Linked DNA regions of Mus musculus: all the other regions are linked to region 1. Evidence: chromatin loops called from intact Hi-C (ENCODE). Cell type or tissue: left cerebral cortex. All regions are shown on one strand. Links, peaks and the distances in the headings refer to the core of each region. The heading gives the core; the rest is flanking DNA.

Region 1 (5,459 bases), core at 341-5,340:
GTACAACTCCAACACAGCCTGTTCCACATCCACCTCCTCGAGGGACAAAATGCACTTCATGCAGACTTTTTACTAATATTTTTTCTATTACAAGTAAGTTTGGTAGCTTTCCTTGTCCAGTGAAGTTGATGGAGACGTGGCTCAATTCCACATTAATATTAGCTACAGAAATCTTCATTCCCTCAGAACAGAAATTACATTCTGGATCAGTACCTTAATACACTAACTTGAATCCCTCAGTACAATGACCGTATGACTAGTGTGTCCTTGGTCACACTAGTTATGTCAGGGCTGGGTACAGGACAGTGCAGGGCAAGTACCTTTCCATAGGGTTCTCTTGCACAACACAGGTCTAAATTTTATGCAGAACAACAAAGCTGTGACATGTGTAAGCACTACAACTTAGATTTAGTGCAGGAAGAGGAAGTGTGCTGAGTTCCATGAGGTAGAGGCATGTGCAGCTCTAGTTCTGCTGGTTTGAGCCACAGATCGAGGGTCGAATGATTTGCTCTAATATATCAGAACTGTGATAACATCACAGCTAAGCCTAAATGAGTCTCATCTAACGTTGCACACAGCTCCCACTAATCCAGGCTCCTCTGGCATTTATATCTTTGCCTCTGACTGGGCAACTGTAATGACTTACACAGTACGCACACAGAGCTGGCACTGTCAAGCCAGGTGGAGCAGCAGCAGCAGACTGGGCCGCTCTGTGGGGAGAGTGGTCATTAGGCAACACTTTGGCATACAAGGGAATGAATCATCTCTGGAATTTTTGTAGCAGCTTTATTGCTTGGTTTTACTTAAGCAGCAATGGCTGAGTGACACCATGAAGACTCTTTGAGAAAGTGACTGCACCCATATGCAGTGCCCATCTGAACACCCATGATGAAGTACATGTGCCTATTTGTTTTAAATCTAGCCTTACTGCACCGGTTACAGGCTTCTCTCTGTACTGTCTAGGGCTTTCCCACGTGTGTTCTAACCTGCATGCAACTTTTGCTCAGAGCGTATGCTGAGGCAGGGCCTCATGCATATCCTGTCCTGTCAGCCCATGGCAACAGGAAACTCCAAGTCCTCCCACACAGGTGGGGATAGAAACAGTTTGTGGCAACACAAGTCTCTCCATGGTGGAGAACTCTAAGCTTATCCACTGTATTCTACTCAGTGTGTAGTGGCAGATGATGTAATTAAACCAGTCATATGCGCTGGCCCTGGTTGAGTGTCGTGTGTCACACCTGTGGTACCTGCTCAGATTTATTTCACTTCTTTGGTTTACTTTATATGTTTAACCCATTGTAACCTCTACCGTCCCCTAAACTCTCTCATGGTCCTCCAACTGCTGAAGTCACCTCTTGCCCAGGCTTTGGAAAGGCTCAGGTAGGAACTGTTTCCAGAGCATGGGTCTTCTGACAGCCCCGAGAAGATGCCACAGCACAGGAAAGAGGAGGCACATGTGTGTGTGACTGTCACCACTGGGCAGTAGCCCTCAAGGGAGTGGTGGCCATGCCAAGATCATTGGCCATTAAGACTTAGTAGTCTGTATGATGCCAAGATGTCATTGTGCACGTTACCATTCATTCTGGCTGCAGACGAATCACATCCTAGTCCCGCCTCACCAGCTGGGCTCTTCTGTGGATTGTTTCCAGGCAGAGCAAGCCGGGCAGTGGTGGCGCTCGCCTTTAGTTCCAGCACTCAGGAGGCAGAGGCAGGCGGATTTCTGAGTTCGAGGCCAGCCTGGTCTACAAAGTGAGTTCCAGGACAGCCAGGGATATACAGAGAAACCCTGTCTCAAAAAGCCAAAAAAAAAAAAAAAAAAAAAAAAGAGGAGGAGGAGAGGAAGGAAGAAGAAATGGCAGAGCAACAGCCATCAGGGGCCAGTCTTGTAGCCTACATGGGCAGGAGGAAAGGGGAGTAGTCATTAAGGGGTTCTGTGGAGTTCTTTCAGGGGAAGCTGTAGTAGTCTTAGGTTTCCACCAAGTTGTATGCACTTAGAGCAGCTTCATACTTCCAGATCTGCAGCACAGCTTCCTAAAAAGCAGGGCAGCTGGGGGCTGTGTGCAAGCATTGAAACCCATCAGACTTGCAGTTCACTTCCAGTTATTTACACTTCAATTAAGTGTTCAAAAATAGAAACTGCCCACCCTCACATATTGGGGAATGCTATCTAGGACAGATAATGAAACTCTGCAAATCACCCACGAAAAAGAACACATGCACCAGTCTGTCTGTCTCACACACACGTGCTAGCTTTTAAAATAACATTTCAGATGAATCTTATGACAGTTTAGGGTAAAAATGGAGCCATTTGGGCCTTGCCATTGGGGTTTAAAGATAGCTCATCTTTGCAAGGTAGCCATTAGTGTCCTGAGCTAAAGTACCAAGCATGATCCTCAGATTCCACTCACAGTTTGGGGCATGGTAAAAATGACCTCTTCCTAGCAAGGGTGAGCAGAGGAGCCGCACCGACACACTCTGATACCTAACAGCTAATACTCACTGTCCTGCTAGGAGAAAGGCTGCAAGCCCAGGAAGGGCTGTTGTCGCTAATTACCTCCAATGAAAACACCTTAGTAAAAGCCAAGAGCCCTGTGCTCAACACTTATCAGCTCAGAGGAAAAGAAATCCCTTTTAAGGAAAACTTGTAACTTCAATGGGCTGCTCTTCTGCCAGGACTTTCAGGCCCTCTGAACATAAGCCGAACCACAGATGGCTTCGAGTAAGTCTGGATCCTGACACCCGCCCTCCCCACCCCGAGCTTCAGCACCAGTTGTTGGCCAAAAATAAACACCATTCCTCAACCATATATGTCCACCAGTCCTGATCTGGGGAGGAAGCAGGAGGCAGGTCAGACCCTTTCTGGGCATTCACGTGCGGCCACCACTCACCATGCACATAACCCAGCTCAATCGGGAGTGTCTGCTGTGTCTCTTCTCCTTCCTGGACAAGGACAGCCGGAGGAGCCTCTCCAGGACTTGCTCCCAGCTCCGAGATGTGTTTGAGGACCCCACCCTCTGGCCCCTGCTGCACTTCCATTCTCTCGCAGAGCTCAAGAAAGACAACTTCCGGCTGAGCCCTGCGCTGCGCAGCCTGTCCATCTGTTGGCATTCCAGCCGTGTGCAGGTGTGCAGCATCGAGGACTGGCTCAAGAGCGCCCTCCAGAGGAGCATCTGCAGCCAGCACGAGAGCCTGGTTAATGATTTCCTCCTGCAGGTGTGCAACAGGTAGGCCACCTTGCCCCTGAGCACTGTGGCTTTGTTGGCCCTGGCTCCAGGGAGGGCTGGGAAGCACACATTCCAAGAGCAATATGGCTCAGATTGAGACCAAGGCAGACAACCAGTGCCCAAAGAGTTGGGTTAAATCGGCTCACTCTCAGCTCCTAAAAATGCTGCTGTGGCAAATGAAGTTGAGTTCAGCTGGGTTCAGCGGCTCCTTGGAGCAGCTGTCTTCACTGGCAGCCATTAAGGCCTGGTTGGGTTCAGCTGAGCCTGGATTTTCAAGGTCAGGCTCCCAAAGGCATCAGTTGGCTCAGGCCTCTAATTTGGCCAAAAATAAACACCATTCCTCAAACAAGAATGCAGTTACCGAGGCCTGAGAACTGCTGCTAAGGAAGGAGAGCTAGGGTGCTCAGGTAAGCTGAAGCAAAGCCTATGCAAAGTAGCAGTGAGCGTCTCCTCTGGGGAACACACTTGTCCTGCACAGCACTCAGGGATGGATTTCAACTGTCAGGGCATAAGGGATACTCTGAGACATAGTGTGCTGTGCCAGTGTAGGACTGCCAGATCTTAGCAAGTAAGATACACACCACCCAGTTATATTTGAATTTGAGATAAACCGTAATAGGGGATGCCCTGAAAAATCCCCTATTTGATCTTTTGATGCCACACATCCCTCCCTCCTCCCCCCAATCCCTTGCACAGGCTGAGCCACAAAATGGGTCAGTCACACCTTCCTGTGCAGGGAAGCTATGGCCAACATGGCTGTGCCAGCTGCTGAGGAGAAAGAGCTCCCTGCTAGCTAAGAAGCATGGGTGGTTGCTAGCTGCTGCCATCTAGGGTTAGTACCACTGTGGGCTGGCCTCACCACAGAAAGTAATTACAGGGGCCTGCCTTTCACTTGTTCTCTTCCCAAGTTGGATTTGGGCTTGGCTCTGACAAGACCAGGCAAGGCCATTTTGATGGGTTTCACTAGGCTGCAAGGTTATGGGCAGAGTGTGTGTGTGTTTGTGTGTTACAATCCCACAGTGGTTCATTCTTGCTGGAAGATAACCAGGTTTAATCCCTGAAACCAGCAAGATTCGATTTTTACAGGATCTGCTAAGCACCTGTCCCCAGTGTCAAAGAAAGTGCAAAGGTATTGAGTTTCCAGTTCTGATATTGTATAACTGACCTCAGACCAAATGTTTAAACGCCCACCTCATACCTTTCTCTGCAAAATGAGAAAATCTGTATCACAGGACCAGAGGATGGAGTGACAGTAATTTGAGAAAGGTAAAATGAGCTGGGGGTGTAAGAGAGTCAGCTGTTCTGAATTCTTCTGCCTTAGTTGGGTTTCAGTCTAAACCTTAAGGCCAGATCAGGCAATATGCTGAGGGCTTAAATGCACCTTCATAACCATCACGAGTAACTTGCCAAGTCACTTGAGCCACCGGGAGCCAGTCTCCTCATTCACAAAACTGGTGTAGTAGGTGTAGCGTGCATGATGAGGGAGGCATGGGCTCGGCGTGTGAAATGGTACCAAGTCCAGCACACTTTAAATTTAAACCTTCCCAGGCACAAGGGAGATGAGCTGCCCCAGCTAGGTGCAGGCAAGGCACTAAGCGGAGGGTGGTGTGGAAAGGAACCCGACCCTCCAATCCACATTCAGCTCCTCGACCACAGGGCCCAGGCCCACTGGAGGCTCCGCCCAAGGAGGAAGCCACGTGACCATCCTGGGCTCTAGGAAAGTGGGTTGTGCCAGTAGTGGGCTCTGCTCACCCGAACCTCAGTCCTCACAGGTGCATGGCTACACACTGCCCAACTCTTCTACCATACAGAAGTCAACTTTGGTTCAGTGATAGTCCGGTCACATTACAAACTCCAGGGCCTGGCGCTAGCGGCCCTGGCTTTCAGGCTGCTGACCCAAAAGCCGAAGTAACTGTTGCAGGCAACCGAGCTGACGGTCTGACCCAACACTATGGTTTTCAGTCACTAACCACTACCCCAGGAGACCTCTCCGCCCACAGAGTCCCTGTCACGCATGGATCCCAGCCTCGGGGAGGATCAAAGGCACACAGCTGTCCCTTTCAAAGACCCCTGATAATGGACCCCGTAGATGAAGGGGCCGGGGGCCCTGGCTACAGCCCTAGCCCCTCGGACTCGCTGCAGTCTCCTGTGAAGGAGTTCTGCTGCGCCTCAGCCCCGTGTCACCCCGCTCTCCCCACAGGTGCCCCAACCTGACGTCCGTCACGCTGTCGGGCT
Region 2 (5,459 bases), core at 295-5,294, 69 kb before region 1:
TATGAGAATATGTTTTTAAATTCCACATCTTAAAAATCACTCATTTTAGTGGGCACAAAGAATTGTCTTTATAAATGGGAAGAAAATAGCCTTGAAAAGTCAGCTTCATTATGCTCAGCTCTTTTTTTTTTTAATTTTATTTTTTGTAGACTGAAATTCACCATGCAGATATAACAACCTTTCAATATAGGTATAGAAAAATGCAGTAAGCTTCTGGTTGTTGAAAAACATGTCCTTCAATTGAGTTCTCATCCCTTTGCTGGTTTCATCTTATTTCTAGTACTAGAGATTTTTGGTGGTAGGGGTTTGTGTTCTGTAGAAGAGGGAGAGAGTTCTGAAGCTATGGAATTTTACTTTTGCCTCTGGTAATTCAGAGGTAATCTGAAATCTGCTTTTAGGTAGCCTGCTTATTATATTTAGTTATATTCTAAGATTTTCCAGGTGTATTTCCTATAAAAGTTAATTATAGTTTTTAGATTGCAGGTCTTAAAACTCTCTCCCTTGTGTGTGTGTGTGTGGGGGGGAGAGTGAGAGTTTAGAGATTGGTAAAACCCATGTGAGCTCGGGAAAGCAGTTTCAGATTTTGAAAACTACTTTCAAAATTACTCTTGGGCTGGGTGCTAGTGTGGTAGTGGCACATGCCTTTCCAGCACTTGGGAAGCTGATTGCTCTGAGTTCCAGGCCAACCTGGTCTATATAGGGAGTTCCAGGACAGCCAGGGATACATAAAGAAATTCTGTATTAAAAAAAGAAAGGGAGGAAAAAGGGAAAGAAAATTAAATTTGAACATTACAAAATAAATTTACATTTGCCTTTAGCTGTGTTAGCTGAATTTGTCACAATAAATTGTAACTAACTTAATTTTACAATTCCCTTTGAGAAGGCAATCGGGTGTTTATTTTTAAGATAAACCAGTGCAAAAGATATCTTTTAAGATATCTTTTAAAAGGTAGTATTTCGAATTGGATTTTATCTGCTTTTGGATTGAATAGCTATATCAGTGATATGTTTTCTATTCTTGAATAGATACTGAATCTTTTTTTTTTTTCCTTTATTGTTGCTGGTTTGAAGATAACCTTCCCTGTAGAAATCTGTTTGCCTTTTTATCTTTGACCTGACTTCAAAACTAGCTTTAGGGACTGTTCTTCTATTCTTTTTCTCATCCTTGAGAAGAGACTGCTATATTTTTGTAGATTTAATAGGACTAGTTGTAAGATAGTACAGCTTCTTTAAGTCTTTGTCCTTGCTGACTAACCCGAGGTTTCCTTTTTGACTTATTTATTGACTTTCAAGATAGTGTCTCAGTCTGTCCTTGATATGTGGCAGTCCTCCTGCATCAGCCTCCCAAGTAGCTATAAGTACAAATGTGAGCCATCACACCTGGCTGGGATGTTAATACTTTCATAAGTTTTTGAAGAGAAAAATAAATTTTTTAGGAAACAAATTTCTATGATGAAATGTTTCTCTATGGTCATAGATATGCTAGAAAAATCTTCTAGTATACTAGGTGTTTATAAAAGAACTATATAGGGATCTGCAGAGATGGCTCAGGTAAGAACATTGGCTATTCTTCCAGAGGATCTTGGTTTGATTCCAGCATCCACATGGCAGCTCTCAACTGTCTCTAACTCTTCCAGGGAATCTGATGCCCTCTTCTGACCTTCCCAGGCACCAGTCATGCATATGATGCACAGATAAACAGGCAGGCAAAAACACCTATACACATGACATAGAGATTTTTAAAAAGTTATTTTATGTGAAGATCATAGAGCAACATTATTATTGATAAAAAGAAAAGAATTTAAAATTTTACTGTCATGTAGTAAAATTTGGATTTAGTTGAAATTTGATTTAATTCAAGTTAAGTCTTCATGTGGGTTATTCTGGCTGCTAACAATAAGTTACATCAGCTTTGTTGTTGTTTTTGTGTGTGTTTTTTGTTTTTTGAACAGGGTTTCTCTATGTGGCCCTTGTTGTCCTAGAACCTGCTCTGTAAATCAGGCTGGCTTCGAACTCAGAAATCTGCCTGCCTCTGCTTCCCTGAGTGCTGGGATTAAAGGCATGCAGTAATACTACCACTGGGCCCTACATCAGCAATTCTAAGGGAATTGTAATATAACTCACAGATCAAGCCTCACCTGTTGTGTGTGCAGTAGCTACTCAAGTTCAGCATTCGTTATGAGAAATTAGTTGTACAGACTTACATTCATTGTCTTGAATTATAGATTTTCAGTATTTTTGTTTGATTGTTTTAGAGCCTCATTAAAAATATCTTTTCAGATCTAAAAATATTTAATGGTATATATTTTGGCAGATTGTCAGATTTGAAGTTGTATATTCTACATTTAAATTTAAAAAAAGTAGAACCTTTGTTTTTTGTTCAGTTATAATGGCTATTTAAAAAAATTAAAGTAGTTAATACTTGTGGAGTTTGCCTGTGACTGTTTAATAGAATTCGGAGGACTGGAGAGATCACTCTGAAGACCCAAGTGTTCTCAGCCCACACCACAGGACTCAACAGCAGCCAAAATCTTCAGCTCTAGGGGATCTGATGCCCCCTTCTGGACTCTGAAAATACCTGAATTCTCAAGAGCACAATCACATGCAAATAATTAAAAATACAAATCTTTACCCTCCACCCCAAAAGAAAAGGAATGTTGTAAATCTCATTTGGGATTATTTAAATAAATACATGCCAAATTTGTATTTTTTTCTATTTTTTTTATTGACAGTCTCATTAGTTTTAAAACAATAAAATTTCCCATCCTAGCTAGCAGTAAATGCTAGTATGGGATTTTTTTTTTTTTTCACTTTGTGCTTTAGTACTAACCTTTATTACAAAATCAAAAGAAACTAGAAAGAAATGTAAAATGTGGGTGTTAAACTAGTTGTTCTCTGAAGAAAGTTTTACACTAAGAGGTCTGTAGATCTCCGGGCGGTGGTGGCACACGCCTTTAATCCCAGCACTTGGGAGGCAGAGGCAGGGGGATTTCTGAGTTCGAGGCCAGCCTGGTCTACAGAGTGAGTTCCAGGACAGCCAGGGCTACACAGAGAAACCCTGTCTTGAAAAACAAAAACAAAAACAAAAGCAAAAACTAAAACAAAACAAACAAAAAGAGGTCTGTAGATCTCAGGGCCTGGATAGATGGGTCAGAGGTTAAGAGTACTTGTTGTTTTTCTAGAAGAACTGTGTTTGATTCCCAAAACCTATGTGTGGCTCACAACCATCTTAACTCCAGTTCCAAGGGATCCAATGCCTTCTGACCTCTACAGATGAACATGTTGCAGAGACATATATGCAGGCAAAAAACACCTACATACAAAACCCAAATATTTTTAAAATGAGGTCTGTAAATATAATTATTTATACTTATAGGAGGAAGTGCTTCCTTAATGTTTACAAATTTTTCTTGACAGTTTGTGTACTTGTTCTTGTTTTGAAAAATTAATGTATAGTGCTCATAATGACTTATTTCTTTTAAAATATCATTACTTTTTAACTGTATATTTTCTTGTTTAGATTGTTGGCAGAGGCATAGAATTTTTGCATCAGATCTTGCTATAAATACATGGAAATATGTATTCATGCTAAATTTTCTTAAGTGATTCATGGCTTTTGATTTCATTCTCTATATAATCAGCTTCTAGGGGAAGTTATTTTTGAAACAATATTAAACTCTTAGTAATTTGTATGTTGCTATTTGTGTCTAGTTTCCCACACAGGAAAGTATCTTATTCTGATTGTGATTTAATGATCTGCTGTGACTTTAATGGTTATTGGTTTCCATTTAGAGACACAGTGCAGGATTTAAGTTGAAGACTGGCAAAGTAGAAACAATTTGAGAGATTTTTGTTTCCCCAAATAGGTCTGAACAAGTCTGAGTTTGTCATAGAAGGAGTAATAACAGGAATGTTTAGCATGTTACAGTTTTGAGAATATGGTCTCATACATTATTTTATTTTATATGATGCTGAAAACCGATTTTAGATGTTCTCTTAAAAATAGAGTAAAATACTTGAGCCATTTGGGCATTGAGCCTTCTGGATCAGTTTGCCTTGATGCGTGGGAGTCACCAGGACCAGATGTCCTCTCTTTTCCATCTCTGTAGGTATCAGGATCTCTTAACACGTAGTTGATAAATTTTGGTCAGCTTTGAAATTACATTTGCTGTAGTAGAGAAAGACAAATTAGTGTAAAAGTAATAGGAGTTGAGTAGGTGGCCTGGTCCCAAATGATGAACTGCTATTTAAATTTTATGTTTTGTAATAGATTTTAGTGCCCCACCTCCATCCTCTCCCCACAGTGATTGGGATCTGACTCAGGCTCTTGTACATAGTAGACAAGCATTCTACCAGAGTCCTGACAACTTTTTAAATTAAAATATGATTTGTGCAAGTTCATGAGTTGATAGGACTGTTTTACCCCTTAAAACTTAATTCATGAGGGCTGGAGAGATGGCTCAGTGGTTAAGAGCACTGACTGCTCTTCCAGAGGTCCTGAGTTCAATTCCCAGCAACCACATGGTGGCTCACAACCATCTGTAATGGGTTCTGATGCCCTCTTCTGGTGTGTCTGAAGACACCTACATTGTACTTATATAAATAAAATAAATTTAAAAACAGCAATTCATGGGGCTGGAGAGATGGCTCAGTGGCTAAGAGCACTGGCTACTCTTCCAGTGGTCCTGACTTCAGTTCCCAGCACCTACATGGTGGCTCACAACCATCTATAAAGGGATCTGATGTCCCTTTCTGGCATGCAGGTATACATGTACCAGAGCATTCCATACATAAAATTTAAAAAAATTCATGTTTTTAGAAAAGTAATGAGTATATACATAGTTGTTGTTTAGTAAAACCAAAAAAGGTCTTTGAATAGAAAAGCATTTTCATAGCCATTTTCCAGATCTGTTTAGTGCAAATGCTCTCATAATTACCTGAGTACTTGTCAGAACACAGTTACAAATTTATCATTTTGAGGCTTTATTCCTTACCCACTTTCTATGCATTTACCCTGCTCTTGCCTATCTTTACTTCCTAACTGCTGCTGTTAGTAACCTGATGCTTTTTTAGTTACCTCTTTTACGTACATCCTTTTTTTTTTTTTTTTTTTTTGCCTTGGTATTCTTTTTTTTTTTTTTAAAGATTATATATAAGTACACTGTAGCTATCTTCAGGCATACCAGAAGAGGGCATCAGGTCTCATTACAGATGGTTGTGAGCCATCATGTGGTTACTGAGATTTGAACTCAGGACCTCTAGAAGATCAGTCAGTGCTCTTAACCACTGAGCCATCTCTCCAGCTCCATTGCCTTGGTATTCTTGAAGACTCAAAATGTTGTATCTTGGCATGCATGCTTTTTTTTTTTTTTAAATTTGTGATAATACTAAAGAGATTTAAAATTCTTTTATTACTGTGTGTGTATGATGTGGGGCGGTACCTGTGTGTGGAGGTCAGA
Region 3 (5,459 bases), core at 295-5,294, 78 kb before region 1:
CAAGAAGACAAGAAGAGTGTTTTTGAAAGGTCCTGTAGGGGTAGTCAGCACAGCTCTCACAACACCCTGGGAGGTAACCTGGGGCTGGAGAAGAGTCAGGAAAGGCCTCTGGTAGGAGGTAGGAAGTGATGTTATGTGAGGTCTAGGGGATTTGAAAAACGTTTCTCAGAGGTTGAAAAGAACTACATACTAGTAGGAAAGACAGCGTGGGTCAGGCTCCACACTGAATGAGGGGCTGTGGGTTCACTGAATGAGGGTCAGTGCCCAGAGGACTCTGAGAAGGTTGCTTGAGAAAGACTTGTGAAACAAATAGATGGAAGAGACTGAATAGGGTTCAGATACTGTTTATTCTCCTCTCTCGTCCCAAGGAAGCAGTCATCTCCTTTTTTTTTTTTTTAATAAGAAAAACAAACCTTATCTGTTAATTACTACAGGTTAGGAATTCACACAGATAAGTACTGTTTTGCCAGTGGATAGGCGAGGAAAAAGAGTCGAGAGGACTAGCTAAGGTTTGCCATGAAGTACCTGCCAGAGCTGATCTGAACAACTTTCCACAATTTCTCACCATCAAAACCCGTCCAAGCCTTGTTTTGACAGCAATCATATACAACTTGGGGAAGTGGTAGAGTTGCTTGGACTGAGGAATCTGAAATACCACCCTGGGCAGAGATGTCCTAGGTGGGTGGACACTATCAGGCAGAAGGCTACAGGGTGCAGTAGTGGGGTGTACGGAAGTGGCTTAAGGGGTGCTAGAGGCGTGCACTTCAGGGAGGTGCCCAGTGCTAACTAACCACTATCCGGCCCAGCCAGTTAATCATTTCCTGACCTTTCCTTTCCTGCCCCATGGATTGGCACATTGTTCTTCCCTCTCCACTTGCTTGTCAGGGGATGAAGGAAAGAAGCCCCTTTACCAGGTTAAACACCACCAACCAAACAAAGAAAGAAAGCCCAACTTTGGAGGCTAGATTTGTGGGAGCCCCAGATATCCTCAAGGCAGAGAATGTGAGGTGGCAGGCTCTCTACCTCTAGACGCTCCTCCTGTCTTCTTCACTTCTTTCTAGAGAGAGATTTGAAGCGGGGGGGGGGGGGGTGCGGGGGTCCAATCTTCCTAAAGCAAATTATACTCTTGGTTTCACTTTTTGTTAAAAAGGGGACCGTAGCAGCAGCTTGAGAGGGTGTTTTGAGGATTAAATGAGGTGTGGTATGCAAAGTGCCTGGCTGGGAGCCAGGTGGGCTTCTAACAAATGTTACACTGCCTCTTTTTATTACCTAGCACCCGCGACCTTGTACAGCAAACTGGATTATTTCGTTCAACTTCAAGAGGTATAGGTATGAAAATACCCACAATGGGCAGGAGATATCAGTGAGTCATAACGGCATGGCGTGGACCCCGAACACAGGCGTTCCGGTGGGCCCAGCCGTGCAGTATCCCGGTGACACACTCAGGCCAGAGTTCAGAACTCAGAACAGTTCCGGACCCCGCCTGCTACCGGGAGAACACGAAAGTCAGGACTGTTCTGGGCTCTTTGCAGCCGGCTGGGCCATCGAGGGCCACGCCCCAAAAGTCTGTTTCTTCCTGTGTAAAATGGGGCTTCAATGCACGTCGGTGTGAGTGGTTTTCATTTTCCGTACTCTTTGCGGTGTGGTCACATATTCTACCTCGCTGTTGTAGCCAACTCACTGCAGTAGAAGCAGCGGTCCCGACCGCTCTGCCCCGGATGAGTACCCACACTTGTCGGGTTCCCAAGAATCGGCTGCAGCGGCCGGGGGCAGATTTCGGAAAGTCACTTCACATCCCCGTAGGACTTTACACTAGCTGCTAGCACTGGGTGAGCACCAATGCCCCGCCCACTGACTAGTGTGGGGGCGGGGCCCGGGCTGGCCTGGGGGCGTAACCAGCAGGGTGGGCGGGGCCGCCGGAGAAGGCGGAAGCCTACTGTCCCTGGGCGGCGGCAGAACCAGGAGTCCGGATTTTCACGTTCTCCGGAGCGGGGCGCCGGGAGACGGCGGATGGCAAAACCCGGCGCCCGGAAGCCCTTGCTTTCTTTGACGCAAAGGCTCGGGACCCAGAAGCCGCCGTCTGCCCAGTGCCGGGTCAGAAGCGACCCCAGACGGAGCCTCTGAAGTCCCTCCGCCCCAGAGCCTCGGCTGTCCCCGCCGCCGTCCTCGTGGCCATGGAGTGTCCGCACCTCAGCTCCAGCGTCTGCATCGCCCCGGACTCAGCCAAGTTCCCCAACGGCTCCCCGTCGTCCTGGTGCTGCAGCGGTGAGTGCGGCTCTGGGGCTGGCCGGCCGCGCACCCGAGGTCCCGGCTCTGGCCCGGGCCTTGCCGTCGAAGGGCCGCGGGTGCGGGGCAGCGCGCGGCCTCGTTGGGGGGGGGGGGAGGCTGAGGGGAGCAAGCGGGCCCGGCGCGCGGGGCGAGGGGACGCGGCGCGGCGCGGCGGGCGCGGTGGCGGCTCCTTTGTTTCGCGCGGCCCGACGGCCGGGCCGGCTGAGGAGAGGCCCGCGGGGGCCTGAGGCGAGCGCGCAGCGGCGGGATGACGCGGCGGCTCGCACCCCAAGGCTCCGCGAACCTAAGGGCCGGCTCCGCGCGCGGCCGCACGTGTGGCGGGGTCGGGCTCGCGGTCCCCCGTGGGCCGGACAGGCAAAGCGCCGCTCTGCGGGCGCAGCTTTGTCTGGACTGCCGGCGCGCGAGCCCCTTTGGGTTGCGTTTCCTCGGGTTCCCACAGGCTCCTGCCTCCCCCGCAGCCCCTGAGCGGACTGCGCTGGGGGCTGCTCACCTCGGAGTCTCTCTTCAGCCTGTGAGGGTGAAGTTTGAAAACAGGCTGCGGGCTCCGAAAGCTCCGGAGAAGGCAGCCAACAGCTGCTTTGGAGGGGCGGCTCGAGGTTGGGTGTTTTGGGTTTTTTTGTTTTTTTTTGTTTTGCCTTTCGAAGATTGTTCCGAGGCAGTTTTTCGGGTTGGCAGGGATTTCGTTGGGAATTCCCGAGTGCGTGTAAGACACTTCGTAGGTTTATGTTATGCCTTCGAGTTGCTTAAGCGTTAACTCCTTCTGCTTCCTTGGAAGCCCCGGTGCCCTCTCATTGTCTGCCGGGACTTAAGGTCGGACGGGCCACCCGGCTTTGATTACTTCCTGGTAGGGCCCTGGTGCCGACGCTGGTCTTTGTTTATGAGCTTTAAGATTATCACTGGCAGCTTGGGCTGTAGTGTAAAATGTGAATCGTGTGCATCAGAAATCAAGTTCATCTGCAAGGCTGAAAAGACGGTGGGACGATTCAGCAGAGTGGTCTTTCAGCCTGGGTTGGATTGGAGCTAGGAAGGTAGTTTAGGGACTGCTTTAATACTTTTGACGTACTACTTCTTCAAAGGGGATTATATTCTTGAAGCAAAATATACGGGGTAACACAAGGAAAACTGTCCTCCAGGATAAGGAATAGAAATAACTGCAGTTTTCTGGAGCTCCAAGACTTGGTGTCTTGCTTACCTTTGTAAAGTCAGGTGTCTTTCTTCTGTTCTGCATGAAGCCTTTAAAGATTAATAAGTTAATTGGTTTCACAGGACAGTATTGCAGTTCCTTTGGTTTGTGAGACTGGGTTTCTATGATAGCCCAGGGTGACCTAGAATTTATAATTTTCCTCTCTCAGCCCTTGGAGTGCTGGGATTATAGGCATGTGCTACCCCTTCTGGGCCAGTATTGCAGTTCTTTGTGGGAGTGCAGAACTTGTGTGAATGGGTCTTACCTGTAAATACATCTTCAACAGTGAGTCTTGAGCTTGGAACATAACACTACCAACAACAGGCCAGTCCATGTGGTCTGTTAGTTCATTAGCTGTAGCTGTGGGGCTATAGTTGAATTTTCTCAAGAGAGATTTGTCACACACACACACACACACACACACACCCTCTCACTAGGAAAAGCTTACACCTCACAAGGAATGGGGCACTTCTTGTTCATCTGTAGTCAACTACAGGGATTCCGAGATGGGTGTATCAATACAAGCCTAATTTTTTTTCTATGTAAAATTATATCAAACTTAGAAATGGCTTCACTGTGCACATGCATCTAAAAAAATTATGCAAGTGGCAGGTATCCTGTTGTGAGTCAGTCTTGCCTCCATCAGTTAGGGAGTCCACTTTGGGGAAAAGAGACAGCAAATGAAGCCCCTCTTGAGGAATTCAGCACATTAAAATGGAGCATAACTGGGAGACTTGTGCTGAAAACAAGAACAAATTAGTAATGGAAGGGTGATTTCTTTACAACGTGCAGTAAATGGTTGCCTCTGACCCTGTTTTGGAAGGATGGGTCTAATCACTTGCATTTATAGTACTAATAAAGCTAGTTTCACAACTCAGTGGGTGTTTTTTTTTTTTTTTTTCTATCTCAGGCTTATTTCATAATGGCCTCCTATTTTAACCTGTTGGCATCCCTTCATTGGTACAATCAAATATTATTGTATAAAGCTTGATCTTGTTCTTGCCTGTCTGTAGTTTCAGTAATTAAATGATTGGTAAATCTGTGATCCCTTAACCAACTAACTCATCATCTTGGAGTGTTATGTATTCTGGCTTTTATTTTTCTTCAACAATCCTGTATGTATGTAGGTAGGTATGTATGTATGTGTGTATTATTTTTGGTAGGAGATTAAAAGGGTAGCCAGTGTGTTGAAGTAATGCTCTGACTGGTATTGAGTGTCATACACTCTTACTGAGGAGGGAGAAAATCCCTGTTTTGGCACCTAGACAATAAAAGTAATGCCCCTGCCTTATTTTCATTGGGAGTATGCAAATATACCCCAGTGAAACAGCCAGGCAGATTGCAAAAGACCAGCAGCACAGACTCTAGCAGGCACCACCTCTGTGGACCAGCACTCCCGATTCCTTGAGTGTGAGTTTCAATATGTCATCCGGAGAAAGAACAGTGCTTTGGATTTACTCACAGGTCTCTGTTAGGATGAGCAAGATTGTGTGTGAAAGTCTGAGAAACTACTGCTTTCTTGTGTCTAAGTAATTTAATGGTATCACAGACTAGTACATTTTTATAAATAGGACTCTGAAAATTAAATGTCTAAGCCTATTAAATGGAGCTCAAACACATTGACTATATGATGAATTGTTTTACAAGGAGATACAGAACTCAGCAAGATTAGGGGGTAAGAGTAATGATATTTCAGAACTAACTAGAGCTACTTAGCTGTGGAGGGCATTGTGTGTTATGTAATTGTATGCTACAGATTTCATACAACTTCTATTTGTAAAACCTCTTTATAATCTGAACATTTTTCAGAATCCTGGGTATTTGTGTGACTTATATCTATTAATATATTAGAAGTTAAAACTAAATATTTACTGATTTAATTATGAGTAACAATAATAAATCTAATACTTATAAACAGAAATAATTTATGTGAAAAAATTTCAGAATTGGTCTTGAACTCACATTCACCTGCCTCAACTTCCTGAGT

Evidence for each region. Peaks named below come from ENCODE experiments on the same cell type or tissue, not always from the same donor. Only the 100,000 strongest peaks of a DNase experiment are listed, where the experiment ranks them.
Region 2: a loop joins it to region 1, with 5 times the contacts of the local background. A loop is called at or near these places in 15 of 42 quality-filtered maps.
Region 3: it touches region 1 in a loop (4-fold over the local background); 15 of 42 quality-filtered maps call a loop at or near these places.

What each region holds. Positions count from the first base shown.
Region 1 is chr9:66,511,984-66,517,442 of GRCm38, reverse strand. It overlaps Fbxl22 (F-box and leucine-rich repeat protein 22), which reads left to right and starts at 2,850. Exons shown (of 2, transcript NM_175206.4): 1 at 2,850-3,224; 2 at 5,425-5,459. The coding sequence starts at 2,890. Usp3 (ubiquitin specific peptidase 3) reads left to right here. Exons shown (of 15, transcript NM_144937.4): 15 at 1-2,804. In left cerebral cortex, for the core only: CTCF peaks have their summits at 3,169 and 4,061; DNase peaks (open chromatin) are centred at 3,218, 3,705, 4,075, 4,899 and 2 more places; H3K4me3 peaks cover 1,022 bases; H3K27ac peaks cover 3,073 bases.
Region 2 is chr9:66,580,534-66,585,992 of GRCm38, reverse strand. The region is part of intron 1 of Usp3 (ubiquitin specific peptidase 3); the gene reads left to right. Among named protein-coding and RNA genes, the nearest start is that of Usp3, 9.9 kb to the left of the region's middle. In left cerebral cortex, for the core only: a CTCF peak has its summit at 2,578 (motif pointing left); a DNase peak (open chromatin) is centred at 4,077; H3K27ac peaks cover 79 bases.
Region 3 is chr9:66,589,590-66,595,048 of GRCm38, reverse strand. Usp3 (ubiquitin specific peptidase 3) reads left to right here and starts at 1,934. Exons shown (of 15, transcript NM_144937.4): 1 at 1,934-2,265. The coding sequence starts at 2,175. In left cerebral cortex, for the core only: no CTCF peak of the experiment used is centred there; DNase peaks (open chromatin) are centred at 1,941, 2,784, 3,128 and 4,844; H3K4me3 peaks cover 2,560 bases; H3K27ac peaks cover 1,985 bases.